3 separate regions of the Homo sapiens genome follow, and regions 2 and 3 are each linked to region 1. A link is a loop called in an ENCODE intact Hi-C map of the cell type or tissue named here. Cell type or tissue: OCI-LY7. All regions are shown on one strand. Region 1 overlaps ANKRD30BL (ankyrin repeat domain 30B like). Region 2 has its middle 120 kb from the start of LINC03124. Region 3 overlaps LOC105373622 (a long non-coding RNA gene).

Region 1 (8,000 bases):
AGTCCACAGGAAATGGTCAGTATTCCCCTGGGCAAGTTTTGGATATAGAATTTTACTGTTTAGTGCATGTGAGTTAATCCATAAGCAGCAGTATCCAACTAATCCTAAAAATTTCCTGAGTTCTTGTTTAAGTTTGAGGCAAGGGTAGGGACACGATTCCCTCAACTCATTCAGGCCCTATTCTTCACTTCTCTGCACTTATCAAGTGGTCTAAATATTTAATTTCAGGTTCTACATACTGAAGCTTTCCCTTTGAGACTCATAACCCCTCGAACTGCAGATGGTTGAGAATATGTGTAGAGAAGCCAGCTACCTTCTCTATATCTTCACCAGATATAAGAATATCATCAACGTATTGGAGCAGGCATATTTGTTTGGGATGATAACTTTTTCTAATACTTGTTCTAAAATTTGACTGAAAAGGTTAGGGGAGTTTGGGAACCCTTGGTGTAAGACTATCCATTGATATTGTTGTTTCTACCCTGAATGGGGATCCACCCACTCAAAAGCAAATATATCTGGCCTATCTTCAGCCAGGAGACATACCCAAAAAGCATCCTTCAAATCTATTACAGTAAACCATTGATTATTATATGGAATCTTGCTGAGAATGGTGTAAGGATTGAGGACAATGGGGTGGGTAGTTTGGACTATTTGGTTAATAGCCCTAAGGTCCTGTACCAGCCGATATGACCCATCTAATTTCTTGGCTGGCAATATTGGGCTGTTATAAGGGGACATAGAGGGCCCAAGAAGCCCATCTTTAATAAGACCTTCAATTATAGGTTTCAACCCTATCCTGCCCTCTAGGGGAATGGGGTATTGTTTCCTCCTTACTACTTCCCTGGGGTTTTTTAGCTTGATGTGCTTAGAGGGACTCAGAGTTTCCCTCAGTTTCCTTCTTTGGATCAGACATTAGGATTAATATATTTTTCATCTGCAGTGGTAAGTAGCTTTAATGAGGTGAGGAATCCTCTTGGGCTGAGTCGCAGGCCTATGCCTAACTTCAACATTAAATCCCTGCCTAGTAAATTAGTCCCTGCTTTAGGGATTAACAAAAACTGAATATGAGCTGATTGAGCCTGGTATCTGACTTCTGTGTTTTCTAAAATTTTTGCTTTAAATCCTTCTCCCTTTACCCCACAAACCAAAAGTTCCTCTGAAGAGCAGGCAATATTAGATGGGGGGGAAACAAACAGAGGATCGAGCCACTCCTGAATTGACTAAAAAGATTATAAACTCATGCTTAGGTCTCACTTCTAGACTTATCAAGGGCTCCTGGTGGGACTCAAGATAAAAGAGACAGAACCCCTGACACCATTATTTTCCTCAAAAGCCATGAGTGGAAGGGCTTCTTTTTCCTTTTCTAATTTGGGACATTCTCTCTTGAAGTGGCCTGTTCTTCCACATTTGTAGTGCCTACCTTGCCCTTCCCCACTCTCAGTTCTGGGATTCTTTGATTTTACTCCCCCATGCTATTTAGATGGCCTGGTAGACGAGAGCCTTGATCTTCCCAGTGGAGGCTTGGGTCCTTTAAAGGAGGGTTTGGAACCTTTATAGTTTCTGGCCCACTGGAAGCTTTGTTTAGGGGTACATGGGTTTGGAGCCATCTGTTGGAAGGTGAATAACATAAGTTTTGTCTTTTGTTTTTGCTTTTCTTCGTCTCTCTTCACAGATACTTTTTGAGTCTCTCTGAGGTTCACTTGAGGTCATTTCACTTGAGGTTCACTTCTCACTGAAGTTCACTTGAGGTCAGTTTTCCCAATCTTCTAATTTTTGTAACTTTTTTGAAATATCTGGACAATGTTGGCCAGGTGCAGTGGCTCATGCCTGTAATCCCAGCACTTTGAGAGGCCGAGGTGGGTGGATCACGAGGTCAGGAGACTGAGACCATCCTGGTTAACACGGAGAAACCCCATCTCTACTAAAAATACAAAAAATTTGCTGGGCGTGGTGGTGGGCACCTGTAGTTCCAGCTACTCGGGAGGCTAAGGCAGGAGAATGGAGTTAACCTGGGAGGCGGAGCTTGCAGTGAATCAAGATCGCACCATTGCACTCCAGCCTGTGTGACAGAGAGAGACTCCATCTCAAAAAAATAAAAAGAAATATCTGGACAACTTTTAGTGACAAAATGGAGCTTTAACATTCCCTGTCCCAGGGGATTTTCCAAATTTAGGCCTGCATATTTTCTCATTTGCTCCTTTAGTCTGTCTAAAAATTTCATAGTCCACTCATCTCTCTCCTGTTGTTGTATATCAAATGCTTTAGAGAGATTTTGAGTTTGGGGTACTGATTCCCTAGTTTCTTTCATTATCATTTCCCTTATGTCTTGCATGTTTTCTTGGTGAGCTGCATTATTATTATCCCACCGGGGATCTTGGGCAGGGAATTTTTGGTCCGTGGTAGGAACGTTTTGACAAGGAGGGTGTTCATATTCCCAAATTGCCATAGCAGCCCTACGGATCAGATCATGCTTCTTTCCTCCTCCGAAAAAAGGATGCCTAGGATGGACATAAACTCGACCAAAGTGTATAACTGAGGTCCCAAGAATTGATCAACCTGATCTGCCACCTCATAAGTGTCGTCTAACGATGGCTTAATTTCCTTTTTCAAACTTCAGACTTCTGAACTGGTCAAGGGAGCATTCACAAATACAATGGCTCCTCCTCCTTGTGACATGTCTTTTAAGGGGAAGAGAGCTGGGGCTGACTCCTTAGGTGTGGAGGGAAAAGGGAAGTTCTGAACGTCCTTTTTACATTGCTGTACCTCATGCTGGAGTCCCTTTAGGGAGAGGTATTTAGGCTGACAGGGGACAGGCTCATGGGATGATGACATCCAAGAATTAGAGTTGTAAGGAGGAGTAACAGCGTGAGCAGGAGAAGGATCTGGGGTGGGATCTGGGGTGGCAGCAGCTGCCCGAGGGGAAGGGTCAGAGGCACTGAGCAGGGCAAAATGGTATAGGGGATCCCATGTGCTGGCTTTAGGTGTGGGAGTCAGCTCGTCTGACTTTTCAATTTGAGATACTGGATCGGGTTCTTCCCTAGTTGTCTTTATGGGAATAAAGACAGGTCCCTGTCTCCAACAAAGAGCATAGTCTAGTTCTTCTTGAGAAACCAGATTTTTATCATTAACATATTGAATTAGAAGTTGACATATTACATCCTCAATCGACCCAAACTTTGGCCAGAAGATTGAGGGTTTGAAAATGGGACCTTGGGTCCAAATGAAACAGCAATATTTTATCCTCTAATGCTTTTTCTTATGTTTAGTCCTCTCATTATTCTTCCAATATTTTAACATGAGACCCAGGGGACTATCAGGGGGCATGTCTTTGTTACTATCCTCTTCTTTTTTGCTCCCTATCTTACTTGGGGCTTTTCCCATGTTAGGTCCTGGTTAGGCTCAATCCCGCATGCTAGAGATTTCTTCCCTATCCTTTATCGCCACCTGCTGGAGGCTCCTTGCATCCTTCTTTCGCTTCATCCACTCTGGCTGCTTCCCTCCCAGGAATTTTAGGTCCCTCTTAGCATTGGCATCATGGTATAAACTCCACAGCAAGATCTGCCCTGAGCCCTATGAGGATACAGTAAATTCCTCTTCAAAGGTTTTTATTCAAATAAAAAACCGCAGATAGGACCCACTCACTCCTCACAGCAATAATGCTTAGTATCATCCACACAAACAGCACCACAAGCAGTAGTGCTTGTGATCATTCACACACACTTTCAACCTCCAGAATATCCCGACCACCAAGGAAATACTTTGTCACCCCTGCGACATTTCTTACCTCGGTCTGTGCACAGTTACCTGGTCGCCACGGTATGTGAAGATCCTTTCCCCAAAGTTGCTGGCCTGTTTCTTTCCACGTTGCTGAGAGCCCGGGTTTATTAATCGCACCAGTTGAGTCTTGATTCCTTACCTTTATGGCCACTGCAACGAGGCAGCGGGGTGCGCCTCCTCAAGGGAGAGGACTGGACCCTCCCCTAGAGGAGAATGGGAATGCTGGGTGGGCCCTTAAATTTGTGGAAAATAAATTTTCAGCGCCGCAAAGAACCGTCAGCACTCCAGCAACAAGTTTTTACAGCAAGGCAAATTTACTTCTATGGAAGAGTGGTCTTGCAGATGGAGCAATGGCAAGATCACACCGGACAAGGGAGGGGAAAGTGTTCTTATTTCTAACGCAGCTAGTCCCTACTGTTGTGTCTTTTCCCTATTGGATAGGGTTGGACTGCACACTCTAAGCCAATTCAGATTGGCTATTTAAAGAGGGCAGGGGTATGAGCTGGAGTGGCAGGGTGAGTAGTTTCAGCGGGAAAGACAGTTACAGAGCAGGTGTCTAAGGATGACTAAGGACAGAGCAGGTTACTAAGAATGACTAAAGACAAAGCAGGTGTTAGAGGCTAGAAGGGGGCTGTTTAATGAAACTAGGGGCAAGGAGGCATAACGAACGAGGAAGTTAAACTTTAAAACGGAGAACAAAGAACAGAGAAGCTGAACATACTGACATATTTGTTCTTTGATGAGGAACTCAGAACTCATTGTACTTAATCTTCCCCCTCTTGAATTTTAAAGGATGTTTACAGGCTAAAATCTTTGAAGAGGAATTCACTGTATCCTATTCATCAGGTGTTCTTTCCACCAAGCTTTCAGCCGTGTCAGGTGTTCTTTCCGCCAAGGGTGCAGCCTCATCAGGTGTTCCTTCAGATGTTCCTTCTGCCAAACACAGAGTCTGGTTAAATTTTCCTTCGCTAAATATCATCCTTCTGACTCTTTACCTGGAAAACTTCTACTCATTCAGCTTGCTTTCCTTAAATACTACCAAACTTTTGTTTTCTCCTTTTTTTTTTTTTTTTTTTTTTTTTTTTTTTGAGACAAGAGCCTCGCTCTGTTGCCCAGGCTGGAGTGCAGTGGCACGATCTCAGCAGATCACTGCAACCTCCGCCTCCTAGGTTCATGAAATTCTCCTACCTCAGCCTCCCATGTAGCTGGTATTACATATGCATGCCACCCAGGCCCAGCTAATTTTTTGTATTTAGTAGAGATGGGATTTCACCATGTTAGTCAGGGTGGTCCCAAACTCCTGTGCTCAAGCAATCCGCCCGCTTTGGCCTTCCAAAGTGCTAGGATTACAGGAGTGAGCCACCGCTCCTGGACACTACCAAACTTTTTAAAGCTTTAATTCTTCACGTTGGATATAAAATGTCTGACACATACTGAATATGGTAATGACATAATAAGTGATAATTATAAGCTCCCAAAGGGGTTCTCGCACAGAGTAAGCACTAAATAAAGTAGTAAATAATAAAAAAGATGATAATAACAAGAAAAATGCTAAGTACCTTAATAAACTAGTAAATAATAAAAAATGACAATGATAATAGCAAGAAAGATGCTTAGTACCTTAATGATACCTGACAGTTATTTGTTAAGTGGACAAGTGGATAAACAAATAGAAAACATAGTTAGGAAATTCTGTTGGAAAAATGAAGAAATTCAATAGAGACAGCTCTATTGTATTATGAGCACCTTAAAGACCCAGACTATGTGTATTCCATGTTGGTCTCCTGCAACTTGCAAAATCTAACTTATAGAAGTCCTTTGATAAATATGTAATAAATTAAAGATGTGCTCATACAGTTCATATTGTACAATGTATTGTGTCACATTTAGGTATCACAGTAGCACTTTTGTTATTGTGAAAATTTTTTCCACTTTTATTATAATTCGTTGAGCCTAGAGTTGAGCTAGTTTTATATTTATAATGATAATATTTTGGCTAGTAGGAACAGAGTAACTTGTTGTAACAAAATTACTATCAACACACTAATTATTCAGCAGATAGAACAACACATCTTGTTCTAATGAAGTAAACATATCTTATTTGGTTTCAACTTAGAGGGAATGAAGTTGATAATAGTGAGACCTTGTTGGTACAAGACTATGTAACATAACCTGTACTTCTCAACAAAGAATTGCTTTTCTGACTTCTGCACTCAGTAGGTATCTTTGAAAAATAATCTCCTACTGGTACTGATGCACCCTCACTAAGTTATGTTAATTCTTATTGACATTCATTTAGGGTGCAAGAAAAGTATTATTGAGATCCAAATTCTAAAGATAGTTACTTTTTTAGTGACAAAAGTCACTATGCCACACAGTTGATCTTTGAATAAGGGTTTTCACTCTAGGAGCCCACTAATAGACAGATTTTTCTTTTCCTTTGCCACTGCAAGATACTAAGACAAATCTCACCTCTGCCTCCTCCTTATCAGCCTACTCAACATAAAGGCAATGAGAATGAAGTCCTTTATGTATAATAATTCACTTCCATCTAATAAATAGTGAATATATTTCTTCCTCTTTATAAGTTTCTTTTCTCCAGCTCACTTTATTCTAAGAATACAGTATATAGTACATATAAAATAGAAACTATGGGTTAATTGACTGCTTATGCTTTCAACTTTTTTCAGGCTCCAGGTCAACAGTAGAATGTTAGTAGAGTTTTGGAGGAGTCAAAAGAAACAGATTTTCCTATAAAGCAGATTTTCAGCTGCATGGGGGGATCAGCACCCTAACTCTCATGTTGCTCAATACTCGACTGTAATTAATTCTAATTTTCTGAATGCAAATCATTTATTACAAAAATTAAATAAAGCCCAGAAGTTCAAGACCAGCCTGGGCAACATAAGGAGACCATGTCTCTACAATAAAGAAACAAACAAATAAATAATTTATTTGTTAAATTAACAAATAAACATTTTATATGTTTATGTTTAATAAACAAACAAATATTTGTTTATTTAACAGTTTATTTAACTGTGTTTCTTTATAGGTTATAATATTCAAATGTTGCAGTTTTCTGTTATTAATTCCTACTTTTCATTATTAGATGTTCTATTATTTGTGGCTTGTAATTCAAGGCACCTAAGCTATTTTATAATTTGTAATAAAATTTATTTATAAATATATTAATTCATTAAATTGGATAAGCTGATAATCCCCTATTACTGAGCTCATCAATCACACCAAGGATTATACATTTTATAACAAGCATAAATTTTTATGACAGTTGAGGAAACATAAAATAGATAAACTTAAAAATTGTTTTACTTATTTATACAAAAGTATTATATAGGATATTAGGGACCACAATTAAACAAACATTTTTTCAGATAATATTTTTGAGATTATAAACTACCTACAACTAAATTCTTAATGAATTCTGAATTATAAACTAAAAAATTAAATCAAAGCTTTGTATATAAAAAAACACATATAGGTCTATATGTAAACACATGCTACTTACACATTGCTTTTCTAATAGCTCTTTTGTGATTAACACTCCTATAATCTTATGGTAGCACCACCAAGAGTAGTTTACTATCAGAGGTCTTACCTGGATTACTATTTTGAGAATTTTTAGATATCTTTTGTTTATATTCCAAAAGTTGTTGATGAACGCTATGTATAAAAATGAAATAAATAAAATCACTATTTTAACATTGATATAAAAAATATTTACCAAATTTATTACATTCTTAGGGTATTTCAGACAATATTAGAGCTAACATCAGAACATTACTTTTTCCATAGACTTTAAGTTTGTAAGCTCTATGAACTTATTAAGCTTCTAATTAAAGAAGAAAGAAAGATAAAACACTCATGAAGTGAGGGCAGTATAACTCAGTAAATTAACTAGAGGTAGCTTGACATGTGGAAAATGTCCTTAACTCGGAATAAGTCCTAGCATGGCTACCAACAGGTATTTTTTCTTGAACAAGTTGCTTCTCTTAGACTCAATGTCTTCTAAAAATGAGGATTTTAGGGCCTTATTTCACTAGGTTATTATAAAGATTTAACAAGATAACATTTTAAAAATGCTTAAAATAAAAAATGAAGCAAAAAAAATTTGTTCTTGAACCTTATTGCTGAAACAATTTAAAATTCCCAATAAAACCCAATATATTGGCCTGGTGCAGTGGCTCATGCTTGTGAGGCAA
Region 2 (8,000 bases), 350 kb before region 1:
GGGTCTGGTGTCAACTTGAAGCATGGTTGTCAACCTAGGACCTGATGTCCAGTCCAGTGTCCACCTTGGGCCTGTTTTCTAACTGGGGCCTGTGTGTCCACATAGACCCTGGTGTCAATTTGGGGCCGGGGTATTAACAAGGGGCCTGGATATTCATTGGTACATTATGTCTACTGGGGTCTTTGTGTCAATCTGAGCTCTGATGTCCACCTAGAGATTGGGTATCCACCTAAGGCCTGGTGTTTACATGGGGCCTGTAACACGAGGTTCCAGATGAACTCAGATGTCCACCTGAGGCCTCATGTCCACCTGAGTTCTGAGTGTTCACATAGGGCCTGCCATCAACTTGGGACCTAAGTATTTACCTAGGGCCTGGGTGTCCACCTGGGGCCTGACTTCCAACTAGCTCTTGTGTCAACATGGGGCCTGATGTCCACTTTGGGCCTAGGTAACTTCCTGATGACTAATGCACACATGGCTCCTAAGGACCATCTGAGGCCTGGTATTAATTTAGAGACTGGTATCCACCTGGGGTCCAGGTATCCACTTAGGACCTGATGTTTACCTGGAGTGTAGGAATTCACGTGGGGCCTGGTGTCCACCTTGAGTGTGTGTATCCAACTGAGTGCTGGTGTCCACCTGGAGTCCAGTGTATACCCGGGGCCTGATGTACATATGGGGCCTGGGCATCCATCTAGGACCTGATGTTCAGATAAGGGCTGGCGTTCTCCTGGCCTGGTGTCCATGTGGAGCCTGGGCGTACACTTGAAGCCTGATATCCCAGGTGGATACCTGGGCCCCAGTGGTCATCAGATCCTAGGAAACTCTCAGGCCCCAGGTGCACATAAAGCTACAGTGGCCACCTAGGCCACAGGTTGATACACAGGGTCCAGGTGGACACTGGGTGCAAGATGAACACCAGGCCCCAGGTGTCTGCCTAGTCCTCAAGTGGACACCAGGCACTAGATTGACACACAGGTACCAGGTGGATATCAGGCCGCAGGTGAACACCAGGCCCCAGGTGGGGTGGGTTACTTATAGCATAGGTGGCCATCAGTTCCCAGGTCTATAGCCACTCCCCACCTGAAAATCAGGATCCAGGTGGATACCCATGTCCTAGGTGAACACCAGTTTCCAAATGGACATCAGGCTCCAAGTGAACACACAGGCCCCAGTTCAATACCAGCCTCAGGTAGACATCAGGACCCAGGTGGACCCCAGGCCCAATGTGCATGCCTAGTCTCTTGGAATACATCATTTTCAAGGTGGACACCCAGATTCCTCGTAGACATCTGATGCCAGGTGGATATCTGGCTGCAGGTGGACATCAGGCCCCAGGTGGAGGAGACCCAGTACACAGCTGTAAATCAGGCTCCAGTATTTCATCAGGCCCCAGTTAAACACTTGACTAAAGGTGCGCATCAAGACCCAGGTTGACCCCCAGGCTTCAGGTGCACACTAGGCCCAAAGTGTACACCCGTGCCCAGGTGGGCATCAGGCCCAAGGTGTACACCAGACCCCAAGTGGACATCAGGTTCCAGGTTGACACCAGTCTCTAGGTAGATCCTTAAGTCCCAATTGGTCATCAGGCCCAAGGTGGATGGATACCTTGACCCCAGGGGGTCACCAGGTCCCAGGCAGGCCTCAGGTGGACACCAAGCCCTAGGTTAACACAAAGTCTGAGATGGTTTCAGCCCCCATGTGGACTTTAGTCATAAGGAGCTTACCTAGGCCCTATGTGGACATCAGGTCCCAGGTTGACACAATGAACCATGTAGAAGTCAGGCTGTAAGTAGACACCCAGGCCCTAGGTAAATACTTTGGTCCCAAGCCAACATCAGGCCCTATGTGGACATCCAGACTCCAGGAAGATGTCAGGCCCCAGGTGAACACTGAACTCAGGGTGGTCATCAGGCCCTAGGTTGACACATAGGCCTCAGGTAGACAACAGGCATAGGTGAACTTCAGGCTCTAGATGAATGTTGGGCTCCAGGAAGAAGTCTGTGCCCCAATTAAACACTGGGTCTTAGGTAGACATCAGGCCTCAAATGGATGCCCAGGCCCCAGGTGGATATAAGGCCTCAGACAAACACCAGGCCCCAGGTAGACATTAGACACGAAATGGACACTCAGGCCACAAGTGAACATCTGTCCCCAGGGGGACATCCATCCCAAGGTGGACATCAGGCCAGAGATGTACACCCAGGCCCCAGGAGAACCCCAGGCCCCAGGAGGACACTCAAGTGCCAGAAGGACACCCAGTCCCTAGGTAACTACAAGGCCCCAGGTGGACATGATGTTCCAGATGGATATGAGGCCCCAAGTGGATACTAGGCCCAGGTGGACCCCAGGTCTCAGGGGCACACCAGGCCCCAGGGGAACACCAGGCCCTAGGTAAGCATGCAGTCCCAGGTGGACACCAGGTGCCAGGAGGACACCAGGACCCAGTTGGTCATCAAGCCACTGCTGAACACCAATTCCCCATGAACACCAGTCCTCAGGTGGGCACCTAGTCCTCTTGTGTGCATCAGGTGCCAGGCTGACATAGGCACCAGCTGAACTCTGGGCCTCAGGTGAACATCAGATCCCAGGTTGTCACCCAGGTCCCAGGTGAACACCAGGTTTTAGGTGGACACGAGGTCCTAGGTGGATGTCTATGCTCCTGGTGAACCTCAGGCCCTAGTGGACACTCAGGCCCTTTATAGACATCTGGCTCCATATGCACTCCCAGGGCCCAGGTAGACATGAGGCCCCAGAGGAACACCAGTCCTTAATCAACTAAGACTGAATTCCCCTAGGGCTGGAGACTGAGTATTCACCTTGGGCCTAGGAATCTACCTGGGGCCAGATGTCGATCTGGGGCCTGATGTCTACTCAGGTTCAGCTGTCCACCTAGGGTGTGGTGGACCTCTATTCTGTCCCCACCCTGCAACATTGGGCCAGCTCAGTCTCTGCCACCAGCTTCCCACATCGTCGTCCCTCAGAGCCCTAGGGTGGGTTCCCCCTACCTAGTGTCTCTGGCCCCTGCTCTCCACTCTCAGGCCTGACAAACATGCAACCCCTCACACATGTGTCTTCCTGAAGGCGTGGGTGTTGGGACCGCTGGCACAGAAGTCACAGCTTAGCTACATGTGTGTCCCAGACTTGCTTAATCAATGGAGCAGTGAACCCGCTGCTTCTGGGGTACAGTCTCCTCCATTTCATGGGTCAGGTAGACAGGCTGCGTCCTCTTCACCCCCAGGTGTGCGCACACACAGTCATCTCCACCTGCAATCCAGTGCCAGCTGAAGCTGCACGCTCTGCAACAGAGGCCTGTGCACGACCTCGCTGCGCACACAGCAGGGGCTGCCCTCGGTCCCTCCCTCTCCCCTAAAGTCCCTGCCTCCCAGCCCCACGACCCACAGGAGGAGCCAGTCCCCTAGCCCACGGAGCCACGGTGGGTGCGGCCTGGGGACTTGGCATGGCAAGCTGGCCCATAGGGTCGTCCCTAGCACCTACCAGAGCGCGTACGAGGGAGCCGAGGCTGCAGCGCCGGGTGGGCAGCGAGCTCCCTGGAGACCCATGCAGCGGGTCAGGTGCCAGCTGCCGCCAGGTCTGTGCGCGGGGCCGGGCCACCAGCGTGCGGCTTCCCGCTCTGGAGAGTTTATGGCCCCTGTCCTCGGACGGCTCCGCAGCCGCCAGGGAGGGACTGGAGGGACCGCGGCTGAGACAGGCTGCTGCACCAGGCGGCCCTGGACCGCCGCTTCCGCCCCTAAGCCGCCCTCCCAGCCCAGGTGACAGGTCGCCCTACCCAGGGAGCATCGCCCTCCTCCGCCGGGGGGCCCGAGCCCGGCGTGGGGGTTGCAGGCCGGCGCCACAGCCTGAGGACACCGCGACCTCTGCCCCCGGGAGCGCGCCGAATGCGGGGTGGGGCTGCTGTCGCAGGCCGTGGAGCCGCAGCCCCGCTGGAGGGCAGGGTCCGGCTGGGCGTCGGGGTCCTGGCAGAGACAGCGGTGAGAGCAGGAGCAGGTGCACTGGCAGCTGCAGACGCGCCGCCAGGCTCCCGGACACCGCGGGCGCGCCCCCTGGTGGCAGCCGGCTCCGGAGCCGCGGGAGGGCGGTGCCCAGTCCCCAGCCGGCGGCAGCGCGAAGCGCCTTCCCCGCTTGGGGGAGCGGGCGTGGACCTGCAGCTGGAGTGCCTTACTAGTGAAAAAGCTGGGGTTGGAGCTGCCACGGGGGGAGGTGTGGGGGCCTAGGGGGCTCTGCCTGGACCTTCTGGGTGTCCTCCTGCGACCTCAGGTTCCTCACCTGTCTCAGAGGACTGATGGGCTGCTGTGGCAGGGTTGTTTGGAGGATTAAGCCAGATAGTCCCAGTAAAGCCCCATTAGCGCCCCCTGGCCTCTGGATTATTATTTTTTATTATTTTTCTGGCTTTCTTAGGAAACTTTCCGGAATGTGTCCAGGTGTTGAAGCGGGAAGGCTGGACACCCTCCCGTGGCGTTGCCGTTCCTTCCAGACGCCCCCTCTTCTTAGGCTGTTTTCAAGGGCACGCCCGGCAACATGTGCTCTACCCAAGAGCGCTTCACAGATCTTCCTGTGGGTCTAAAACCAGAACGCTTTCTTCCCCGACCCCTGCTCCCATATCACCCCAACCTCAAGTCTTTTGGCACAGCCGGCTACAGACTCGAGTGTCAGTTTAATGCTTGTTCCCTAAGGTCTCCCCAGGGCTGTTAGGACGGCGTTAGGGTTAGGATTCGGGTTCGGGTGCGCCTCTCCGCGCCTGCGCCGGCGCTGGGGGGCCTTTGCGAGGGCGGAGCTGCGTTCTCCTCAGCACAGACTTTGGAGATACAGTGAAGGCGGAGCAATGTTCTTCTCAGCACAGACCTGGGCGGGTCGGGGGCACCGCGAGGGCGGAGCTGCGTTCTGCTCAGCACAGACTCCGGGGACACCGCGAAGGCAGAGCAGGGTTCTCCTCAGCACAGACCTTGGGGGGCACTGCCTCGCTTTGGGACAACTCGGGGCCGCATCGACGGTGAATAAAATCCTTCCTGTTTGCAGCCCTGAATAATCAGGGTCAGAGACCAGTTAGAAGGGTTCAGTGTGGAAAACGGGAAACCAAAAGCCCCTCTGAATCCTGCCCACCGAAGTTCTCCCCAGCCAAGGCGAGGCGGCCGCAGTGCGAGATACACACCGCAGCCTAGGAAGACAAATGCAGCATTCCTAATGCAGACATGACACCCCCATTGCTCATGTAACAAGCACCTGTAATGCTAATGCACTGCCTCAATACAAAAATATTAATATAAGATCCGCAATCCCCTCGCTGCCGTGCAGTCCTAAGACAGCGATCATAATAATCAGCATTGACATAGTCAATACAAACGTAGTAACGAACCTAGGGTTAAGGTTGGTGTTAGGGTTAGGGGTTAAGTTTAGGGTTAGGGGTTGGAGATAGGGGTTGGGGTCAGAGTTAGGGGTTAGGAGTCAACGTTTAGAGTTTGGGGTTAAGAGAGGTTAGGGGTTAGGGATTAGGGGTTAGGGTTGGGTTAGGGTGAGGGTTGGGGTTAGGGTTAGCAGTTAGGGTTAAGGGTTAGGGGTTAGGGTCAGGGGTTAGGGGTCAGGGTCAGTGGTTAGGGGTCGGGGTCAGGGTCAGGGGTCCCACTCTGTGGGTTGCCTATTTACTCTGCTGACTGTTCCCTTTGCAATGCAAAAGCTCGCTCTTTAGTTTAAATGAGTCCCAGCTATTTATCTTTGTTTTTATTGCATTTGCATTTGGGTTCTTGGTCATGAAATCCTTGCCTATGCCAATGTCTAGAAGGGTTTATGCAGTGTTATCTTCTAGAATTTTTATAGTTCAGGAATTAGGTTTAAGTTCTTAATCCATCTTGAGTAGATTTTTGTATAAGGTGAGAGATGAGAATCCAGTTTTATTCCCCTACATGTGGCTCGCCAATTATCCCAACATCGTGTGTTGAAAAGGGTGCCCTTTCCCCACTTTATGTTTTTGTTTACTTTGTCGAAGATCAGTTGGCTGTAAGTATTTGGGTTAATTTCTGGGTTCTCTCTTCTGTTCCATTGGTCTATGTGCCTAATTTTAAACCTGCGGACAGGAGGGTCCTATGGAAGTCTAGCCACCCCTCCCAGGTTGGTGCTCACAGCCCCTCCCTGGCCCACTCCCTCTACACCTGAACCTGCTGGTCTCTGGGAGAGGAGCATCCATCCATCTTGTGCGCATAGCTTTCTGCTCCATTTTCATGAGTTTGGTCTCCTTGGCAGAAATGACCATTAGGTGATCCTGAGCCTGTGCTGGCTGTTCTCTAAGTGCCAAAGTCAGTGAGAGGGACTTGAAAACTCAAGAATTATTAACATTATTTTCTGCATTTTATGCTTTCGGGGTTGTTTTTTCCTTAAAATGTGTAAAAACAAATATTGAGATTTCTATCTTTTATATAATTTGGATTCTGTCATCACATGGACTTTTCATTTTCCTGAAATTTATTTTTATGTATGTATATCAAACATTGAATTTCTCTTTTCTTCTTTACTGGAATTGTTAACTGTCTTAGAGGCCAAATCTTTTTTTAAAAAATCTCTCTAATCTCTGTAAACATTTCTAATTACATATATATTTTCTATACCTAATACACTACTTTGGAATTCCTTGTGGCCTAATTGCATCGGGGTGCTCTGGTTTTGTTGCTGTTATTTCTGAATTACATTGACTTTGGTGCTCTTTATTTTGCATATTTAAAACTATTAGATAGTGTGATTATATTTGACAGGTCTTAATTGATGCGCTGTTCAGCGCTGTGAGTTCGGTTGAGATTTGGGTTGGAGAATTTTCTTCCACAGGGGATTGTCTTGGATTTTTCTGTTTCTCCCTCAATATCCACCTGGAAAACATTTCAATTAATTTATATTCACTTAAATATTTCTGTGCAAAAACTGTGTACAAAAGCCCCAAAGTATAATTTGGGCAGTTGAGCAGATATTCTGTTGTCCAGCATTTATGGTGGTTTGTAGTGGAAAAGACTTTTTGAATATGTGAATTTTCAGGATATTACCAGAAGCCCAGAGAGCCACACTTTACCTTTGGAGGAATTAATTCTCAGAATATTGCACACAATCAATTGCCTTTGGAAGGAGCACATATCCCCAGCAAAAGCTCTGGTTTTTTGAAGTCTGTATTGTGTGTTATTTCCAGGAGAATACGCAATGATGAAAATGTTATTAAATGATTCAAATATGAAATGCTGTTATGCCAAACAATGAATCTTTGTGTTATACATTATGCCGAACTATAAATCTTTATGTTATACATTCTAATGTCATTGGAGAATACTCCTGTCTTCTTGGCATTATTGATAATTAGATTCTAATTGCTAATAAGTCAGAAAAATTAGGAACATCAAATTTCAGTCTTCTCAAAAGCACTCCTATTATTAAATTTGGATTTTTACCTTTATCACATCAAAGGAAATATTGTTAGAAAGGTGTTTAATGTTTTCCAGATGGATAGATTACTGTTATTAGTTCTTATTTCATTGTTAATTTTTAAAACCATAAAGTTGGAAGTATCAATATGCCTTTCAATATACCCTAGTGGAATTTATTAAATTTTCATGGATGTCCTTTAGGAGGTTCAGGAAGTTATTTCTATTGCTAGATTTCTGGAAGACTCATCAGGAATGAGTGTCAGACATTGTCAGATGTCCATTGAAATCCTCATGGTCTTTTCCTTTATTCTATTAATATGGTGTATTACACTGATTGATTTTTAAATTTGTATTTGTAGGGTAATTCCACTTGGTTAATTGTCTAACTTTTTTCTAATTTTCTTTAATTTTTATTAGTGGTGAGGCCTCACTCTGTCCCCCAGGTTGGGGTGGAGTGGCACAGTCACAGCTAACTATAACTTCAAACTCCTGGGCTCAAGTGTTCCTGCCACCTCAGCCTCCTAAGTAGCTGGGACTACAGGTGTGCACCGCCATGCCAGGCTTGTCTAACATTTTTATGTGTTG
Region 3 (8,000 bases), 130 kb after region 1:
ACACACCTAGAGATTTTATTTATTTATTTATTTATTTTTTGCGCGGGAAGGTGGGGGGACGGAGTTTCGCTCTTGCTGCCCAGGCTAGAGTGCAATGGCATAGGGGACTCAAGGAGTCAACCTATGGCAGGGAGGACACGTCATTCTGAGTGTAAGGGCCACAGGGAAAGGTGGCAGGGCCCGTGCTTTTAAAGGCTGAAATCCCGGTGGTTCAGGCCTGTCGTCCCAGCACTTTGGGAGGCCCAGGAGGGCGGGTCACTTGAGGTCAAGGGTATGATACCAGTGTGGCCAACATGGAGAAACCCCGTCTCTACTAAAAATAGAAATATTAGCCGGCTGTGGTGGTGTGCGCCCGTAATCCCAGCTACTGAAGAAGAATCACTGGAACCCAGGAAGCAGTGGTTTCAGTGAGTCGAGAGAGCGCCACTGCACTGCAGCCTGGGTGACAGAGCGAGAGAGACTCAGTCCAAAAAAAAGAAAAGAAGAAAAAAAAAAACAAAACAGACCCAAATATTGCATTGTCGCTGAACTTTCCCCCGAAAGGCCAGAAACCCCCTGACTCAGGTCAAGGAGGTGGTGTTTCATTTTACTTCTCTCTCTCTCTCTCCCCTCCTCCCCCCCTCCCCCCAACTTTTATTTCTTGTCCAAGCATACATGTGCAAGATTGTTACATAAGTAAACTTCTGACGGGGGGGTTCAGTGTGCAGATGATTTCATCACGCGGATACTCAGCGCTGTGTCCGACAGTTTTCGTGTTTTGTTTTTCCCTGAAGCTGTCTCTCCTTCCACTCCTCCCTCAAGTAGGCTCCCGCGTCTCTGGTCCCCCTCGTTCTGCCCATGCAAGAACTCTCATCTATAAGTTCCCACTTGTAGATGAGAACACGCGGTATTTAGCTGATTGTTGCTTTCATCTTCGGTAGTGGCGGTGAAAGAGGCATGACACTAAATCGACCCTTAGGACGCTCCCCTCCGTCCCCACCCCTCACCCCCTTCCCACACACACCCTCATTCCTGCACCCCCTCCTCAAACGCAAGAAAGGGAGAAAGACAGAAATTAAAGTAACAGGTGAGCCTCCAAGGCGGTGGAGGCGGGGGATCTCAAAGGGTGAGCAAGCGATGGGGGTCGGGGGATGTCTTGGCTGAGCTATCAAAAATAGGGGACCCACTTTCCAGCCCCATCACACCCCGTAATCCTCAGCCTCAGCCAGCCTCTGGGTGGGGTTGCCCCTGTCAAAGCTTCTGAATGGAGAGAAGCCCAAGGCTATGGAAGGCATCAGCTCCAACTCCAGGAAGGGAATAGGGCTTTGTGCTTATGAATGGGGCTTTACAAGGCGGTGCCGTGGCTTCCAAAGCGACGCCCCTCCTCGCCTCGCCCAGAGCAAGACTCGGTCTGAAAATAAATAAACAAATATAAATAAGAAAATAATTCATCAATAAATAAGAAAGAACGAATCAGTACAGCGGTAGTGGTCGTGAATCATTCTCTGGAGTCCAGGCGTAGTGGCTCACGCCCGTCACGCCAGCACTTTGAGACGCCGGGTCAGGAGGGTTGCAACAAAATGATGAGACCCTGTCTGTGGAAAAACATTTAAAAATGAAGGCCGGGCGCAGTGGCTCACGCCTGCCATCCCAGCACTTCGGGAGGCCGGGGAGGGCGAATCATCTGAGGTCGGGAGTTAGAGACCAGCCTGACCAACATGGAGAAGCCCGGTCTCCACTAAAAATACAAAATCAGCCAGACGTGGTGGCGCATGCCTGCAATCCCAGCTACTCGGGAGGCTGATGCAGGAGAATCGCTTGAACCCGGGAGGCTGAGGTTGCGGTGAGCCAAGATCGCGCCACTGCACTGCAGTCTAGGCAACGAGAGAGAAACTCTGTCTCAGGAAAATAAAATAAAATAAAAATGGTCTGGGCACAGTGGCGCATGCCTGTTGTTCCAGGTACTGTACTCTGGAGGCTGAGGTGGAAGGATCCCTGGAGTCCAGGAACGTCCACGCTGCAGTGAGTGAGTTACGATGGCACCACTGCCGGGGTGACAGAGTGAGATGTTGTGTCTAAATCAGTCAATCAGATCACTGGAAGTCGCTCTCTGTGTCTTACTTTCAAAGGGTGTCTCTTTAGGCCAAGCAGGCACGGTGCCTCACGCCAGTCATCCCAGCAATTTGGCAGGCCAAGGCAGGAGGAAAGAAGGAAGGGAGGAAGTGAGGAAAGAAGAAAAGCAGAACGGCAGTAAGGCAGGAAAGAAGAAAGAAGGAAAGAAGGAAAGAAGGAAAGAAAGAAAGAAAGAAAGAAAGAAAGAAAGAAAGAAAGAAAGAAGAAAGAGAGAAAGAAAGAAGAAAAACAAAGAAAGAAAGAAAGAAAGAAGAAAAGAGAAGAAAAAAAAAGAAAAGAGAAGGGAAGAGAAAAAAAGAAAACGGGGAGGGGGCATATCTCCTTGACTGGTGATGGCCCAGGATACAGTGGGTCACGGCTTACTGAAGCCTCGACCTGTGGGACCACAAGTGATCTTCTCCTTATCTCAACCTCCCGAGTAGCTGTGACTACAGGCGGCCATCACCACACGCAACTCATCTTATAATGATATTAAGATTCTATTGGGACAGGGTCTCGCTCTGTCATCCAGGCTGGATTGCCCTGGCATGATCTCAGCTCATTGCAACCTCAGCCTCCCTGGTTGGAGCAACTCGCCCATCCCAGTCTCCTGAGCAGTTGGGATTACAAGCCCACGCCACCAGGCCTGGCTAATTGTTTTATTTTTCAGAGAGACGGGGTTTTGCCATGTTGGCCAGCCTGGTCTTGAACTCCTGGCCTCAAGTGATCCACCCGCCTCGGCCTCCCAAAGTGCTGGAATGACAGGCATGAGCTACAGTGCCCAGCCCAGATAATCTTTTTAATAAATTGTAGAGAAGGGGTTTCGTCAGCCGACGGGTGGAGGGTGGGGTGGGTTTTACTCAGCCTGCGTACTGTGAAAAGAGTGAGTGAGTGTGGTTTGTGAACTAGATGTGGAAATTGTGTGTGTGTGTGTGTGTGTGTGTGTGTGTGTGTGTGTGTGTGTAGGAGAGAGAGAGAGAGAGACCAATCCCACCATGAGGACCTGGAAATGGTGTTTGATTTGGGTCCTTGTCTAGTCACCTGTCTGTCTGTAGATGACTGAGGATTCCACAAATGAAGGTCAGCAGTATCTATTGAGCTGTTTCTCCCTCTCATGCGTCTCATGTGTGTGGTGGAGAAAGGGAAGAAAAGAGGTTCTGATGTGAAGTTGTCTTCAGGCCTGAGGAAGCTGAAGTCAGCCTGATGGGAAGGAGGGCATCCTATGTGACATTTCCATACCTGCGCACCCTTTACAATGCTGGGGCTGCCAGCTCACCCTGTACCTCAACCCACCCCCAAGAACAGCACGGTCCGGGGTGGTCCAGTCTCATCCCATCCGGCCCACGCGGGGCATCTGGTGGAAGTCTTTGCCGGAGGATTCGAAAGCAGCGTCAACGCGCTTCCCCTGCCGTTGCCTGGCAAAGGCCAGCTGTGGGAGGGTAGCGGGACGTGATGGGGGCTTCCGCCTCAGAGCTCCCTGAAAGGTGGCAGGTGGCCAGTGGGGGACGCTGAGGCAGAGACGTCTGGAAGGATATAGATCTGGAAGCCGCGTCAGTCCTCTCCCATACCTCTCCTATGGAAAATGCCATGGCCGTGGTGGGAGCCTTGGCTGGGGGAGAAGCGAGGACAAGGGGGAGAGGGAAGGAGGCCCTCAGGAGGATTTAGCCCTGAAAACCCACTCAGCCAAGCTCCCGCTGTCTTTTTGGGTCCAAGGTACACCCTGGGAGACGGCAAGAGAAACGTTCACTCCGTGCTTTTTCTCTCTTTATTTTTTTCATCTTTTCCATTTTACAAGAGATGCTCATTTCAACAACCAGACAGTGGATGTGACAGGAGAAGTGTCAAGGCCAGGAGTTTGAGACCAGCGTGAGCAACCGAGCAATACAAGTAAGAGAGCCCAGCTGAAGGAAATGAAAAAGGAGGAGGAGGAGGACCTGGGAGGCTGGGGGTGGGGGTGGGGGGGAGGAGAAGGAAAGAAAAAAAAGAAAAGAAAAGAAAAAAAAAGAAAAACAACCACCAAGAAAGTTAAAATTCTCCAATGGTCAGAAGTTCAAGACCAGCCTGACCAAGATGGAGAAACCCCATCTGTACTAAAAATAGAAAAATTAGCCAGGCATGATGGCACATTGTTGTCATTCCAGCTACTTGGGAAGGCTGAGGCTGGAGAATCACTTGAACCTGGGAGGCGGAGGTTGCAGTGAGCTGAGATCGTGCCATTGTACTCCACCCTGGGCGTCAAGAGTGAAACTCCGTCTAAAGAAAAAAAAGAAAGAAAGAAAGAAAGAAAAGGCAGATTGGTGAGATGCGTTTCAAAATTTCCTTTCCAGTCCCTATACTAAAAACGGAAAGAACCGACACATGAGAAATATGACCAGAGCATACTGTGCCCAAGAGTGTCATCACAGCACTCTGGGAGGCCGATGTGGGAGGATCGCTGGAGCCTTAAAGTTTGACATCACCTCGACATGTGAGATGACACCTGCAATAATAATAATCATAGAAGTTTAAAAATAGATTATGTGTGACAGAGCATGGAAAACAAAGCGAGAGTGCATCCGTACTAAAAACAAGATGATTGATAGACAGGCAGGCAGGCAGGCAAATATAGAATGAGCCAGGTGCAGTGTCTCACGCCTGTAATAGCAGCAGTGTGGGCGGCTGAGGCAGGCAGGTGGATTGCTTGAGAACAGGAGATAGAGACCAGCCTGGGCAAGATGATAGAACCCCGAACCCCATCTCACTCACATATATACATACATACATACCTACATACCTACCTACCTACGGAAAACATGAGAAACAACATAAAAGTCAACCGGTGTTGTGGTGCATGCCTGTAGTCCCAAGTAATGGGGATGGGAGAGATCAGAGGCAGGACAACTGCTTGGTCGGTCCAAAGCGTTGAGGCTGGGGTGATCCTGGGCGACAGAGACAGAGGAAGACCCTGCCAGTAAGGAAGGAAAGAAGGAAAGAAGGAAGGAAGGAAGGAAGGAAGGAAGGAAGGAAGGAAGGAAGGAAGGAAATAAGCAAGCAAGCAAGCAAATGATGAACATGACAATGACATAGAATAACCCATGACAATAAACAAGCAAATAAGAGGGTATGAATAAAGCTAAAAGGTAATTAAGATCACAATCAATTGTTTTCTCCCCACCCCACCCCACTCCTCCTCACCCCACCTCACCCCACCTCACGTAAGCTGGAGTGGAGGTGCGCGATCACAGCCCACGTTAGCCTCTGCCTCCCGGGCTTAAGAGATCCCTGTAGTCCCAGCTACTTGGGAGGCTGTCACCAGGGCCCAGAGTGAGAAGACCAGGCAGGCCCAAAAAGGAAAGAAAATAAGCGAAAATAAAAAATAATAAATGAAAGAAGGAAGGAAGGAAGGAAGGAAGGATATACATACACATGTATATGTAAATGAAATGGGTTTTCATTTAATACATATTCATACATTAAAATTAACATTTATAATATAAACAAGTATTAATTATGGAAATATCTATATAGTTTTATCACTACATATTTATGTGTGTGTATGTATGTATGTGTGTATGTGTGTGTGTATATATATATATAAATGTATGTTTATACACAACAGCGTGCAGAAAATAAGATTGAAGAAAAAAAGGAATTGGCCGAGCTTGGTGGCTCACGCCTGTACTACTCCCAGCACTATTTGGGAGGCCGAGGCGGGTGGAAGGTCAAGAGTTCGAGACCAGCCTGGCCAATATGGTGAAATTCCATCTTTACTCAAAATACAAAAATTGCTGTTCGCTTGAACCCTGGAGGCAGAGGCAGCGGCAGCAGTGAGAAGAGAAGGCACCACTGCACTCCAGCTCCAGCTTCAGCCTGGGCGTCAGAGCGAGACTCCATCCCCAGAAAAAGGAAAGAAAGAAAGGAAAAAAAAAAAACACACACAAGACAAAACCAAAAAAACCAAAGGAGGAAGTATTACTGACTGACAGCAACAGTGACTCCCTCTGAAAAGTACGGCGGAAGCAAACAAAGTGGGCCTGAAAAAAATGTAGGAGAGGGAGTTCCACGTGGTCCCAGCTCCACCAAAGGCTGAGGCTGGTGAGGGCCACCCGCGCGTGAACGGGGATAGGTGCCCTCACATGGGTGCGCTGCACCATCCAGTGGGACCGCCACTGGCCGCCTGCTGGTCAATCTGGGACACAGGAAGCCGCCGGCTAAGTCCGGAGCTCGCTGGCAGCAGCTGATCGACCCTGGAGGTTCCGACTGAGATGCGGACGCTCCAGATCCGGCTCATCCCAACAGGCACCCCTGCACACCTCTCGGTCCAGAGGGCCTGCCGGTCGACCTGGGACATGGCTAGCTGCCAGCTGTTTCACACCCTCAGGCAGCAGCTGGTCGACCCCAGAGGCCCGACCGAGGAGCAGCCACAAGTGGAGGTTGGCCATGTGTGGCCAAATTCTGACCCAGAAGCAGGTCGTCTACAAATGGTTTAGCACCAGGTTCCCCACGAACGTGTGTTGCATGACGGGCAAGGAGGCCACCTTTCCAGCCACACCCTTCCCAGGAGGAAGGGCACTCTGCACCGGACCCAGTCCTAGCACATGGTGGGGCACACCCCACCAAGGGTGAGGCAGCCCACCAGCGGGGGTGGGGAACCGGCTAGCCAAGGCCAGCCAAGGCCAGCCAAGGCCAACCAAGGCTCCACGGTGCTGCTGTATCCTTCCGCCTGGGCAGGATTCTGACTTAGAGGCGTTCAGTCACAATCCAACAGACCGTAGCTTCACCCCATTGGCTCCTCAACCAAGCACATGTCTGAACTTGCCATTCCTCTCATGCTGAGCAGGATTACCATTGCAACAACACACATCACGGAGGGTAAAACTAACCTGTCTCACTACGATCTAAATCCAGCTCACATGCCCTATTAGTGGGTGAACAATCCAATGCTTGGTGAATTCTACTTCACAATGATAGGAAGAACCAACATTACAGGATCAAAAAACATCCCTATGAATGCTTGGCCGCAACGAACCAGTTATCCCCTGTGGTAACTTCTGATACCTCCTGCTTAAAAACGTCAGAATGATCGTCAAAGCCCAGCTTTCAGTCTGTATTCGCACTGAAAATCACGATCAAGCGAGCTTTTGCCCTTCTGCTCCACAAGAGGTTTCTGTCCTCCCTGAGCTCTCCTTAGGACACCTGCATTACCGTTTGACAGGTGTACTATCCCAAACTCCCCACCTGGCACTGTCCTCGGGACGGGTCAACACCCGGCCGGCGTGCAGCTGGGCACTTGGCGCCAGAAGGGAGGGCCCCTAGGGGCTCACCCCCTGCCTCACCAGGTCAGTGAAAAAACGATCAGAGTAGTAGTATTCCATGGGCAGCCCACAGGACCCCACCCCACCCCCTCACGGGGATAGGGGGGCACTGGGGACCTCCCACTTATTCTACACCTCTCATGTCTCTTCACCATGCCAGACTACAGTCAAGCTCAACAGGTTCTTCTTTCCCCACTGATTCCACCAACCCCATTCCCTTGGCTGTGGTTTCACTGGATAGTAAGTAGGTAGGGACAGTGGGAATCTCATTCATCCATTCACGCACGTCACTAGTTAGATGACGAGGCATTTGGCTACCTTAAGAGAGCCATAGTTACTTCCGCCATTTACCCATACTTCATTGAATTTCTTCATTTTGACATTCAGAGCACTGGGCAGAAATCACTTTGCAACACCCCCCGAGGGCCTTCGCGATGCTTTGTTTAAACAGTTGGATTCCCCTGGTGCACACAGTTCTATAAGTCGGCTGCTAAGCACCGGCGGAGGTGCTGCATGGAACCGTGGCCCCTGTGGCGGGGACCAGCCCGCGGCCCGCCACCTCCACGGAGGGGGGGACAGGAGACAGATGGGGCTGCGGGGGAGGTGGGGGAATGA

Evidence for each region. Hi-C counts contacts between places; a loop is a spot of excess contacts. Peaks named below come from ENCODE experiments on the same cell type or tissue, not always from the same donor. Only the 100,000 strongest peaks of a DNase experiment are listed, where the experiment ranks them.
Region 2: it touches region 1 in a loop (11-fold over the local background); 1 of 110 quality-filtered maps calls a loop at or near these places.
Region 3: a loop joins it to region 1, with 15 times the contacts of the local background. A loop is called at or near these places in 1 of 110 quality-filtered maps.

What each region holds. Positions count from the first base shown.
Region 1 is chr2:132,143,516-132,151,515 of GRCh38, forward strand. ANKRD30BL (ankyrin repeat domain 30B like) reads right to left here. Exons shown (of 6, transcript NM_001358416.1): 5 at 7,397-7,461; 6 at 4,076-4,713. The coding sequence ends at 4,616. Among named protein-coding and RNA genes, the nearest start is that of ANKRD30BL, 14 kb to the right of the region's middle. In OCI-LY7, a CTCF peak has its summit at 3,487 (motif pointing left); DNase peaks (open chromatin) are centred at 3,466 and 4,326; H3K4me3 peaks cover 585 bases; H3K27ac peaks cover 2,283 bases.
Region 2 is chr2:131,797,884-131,805,883 of GRCh38, forward strand. It overlaps the pseudogene CDRT15P3. Among named protein-coding and RNA genes, the nearest start is that of LINC03124, 120 kb to the left of the region's middle. In OCI-LY7, CTCF peaks have their summits at 4,225 and 4,430; a DNase peak (open chromatin) is centred at 4,078.
Region 3 is chr2:132,272,158-132,280,157 of GRCh38, forward strand. It overlaps LOC105373622 (a long non-coding RNA gene), which reads left to right. Exons shown (of 3, transcript XR_923341.3): 2 at 3,887-3,978; 3 at 4,419-4,742. It also overlaps the pseudogene RNA28SP. Among named protein-coding and RNA genes, the nearest start is that of MIR663B, 19 kb to the left of the region's middle. In OCI-LY7, no CTCF peak of the experiment used is centred here; a DNase peak (open chromatin) is centred at 4,634; H3K27ac peaks cover 1,842 bases.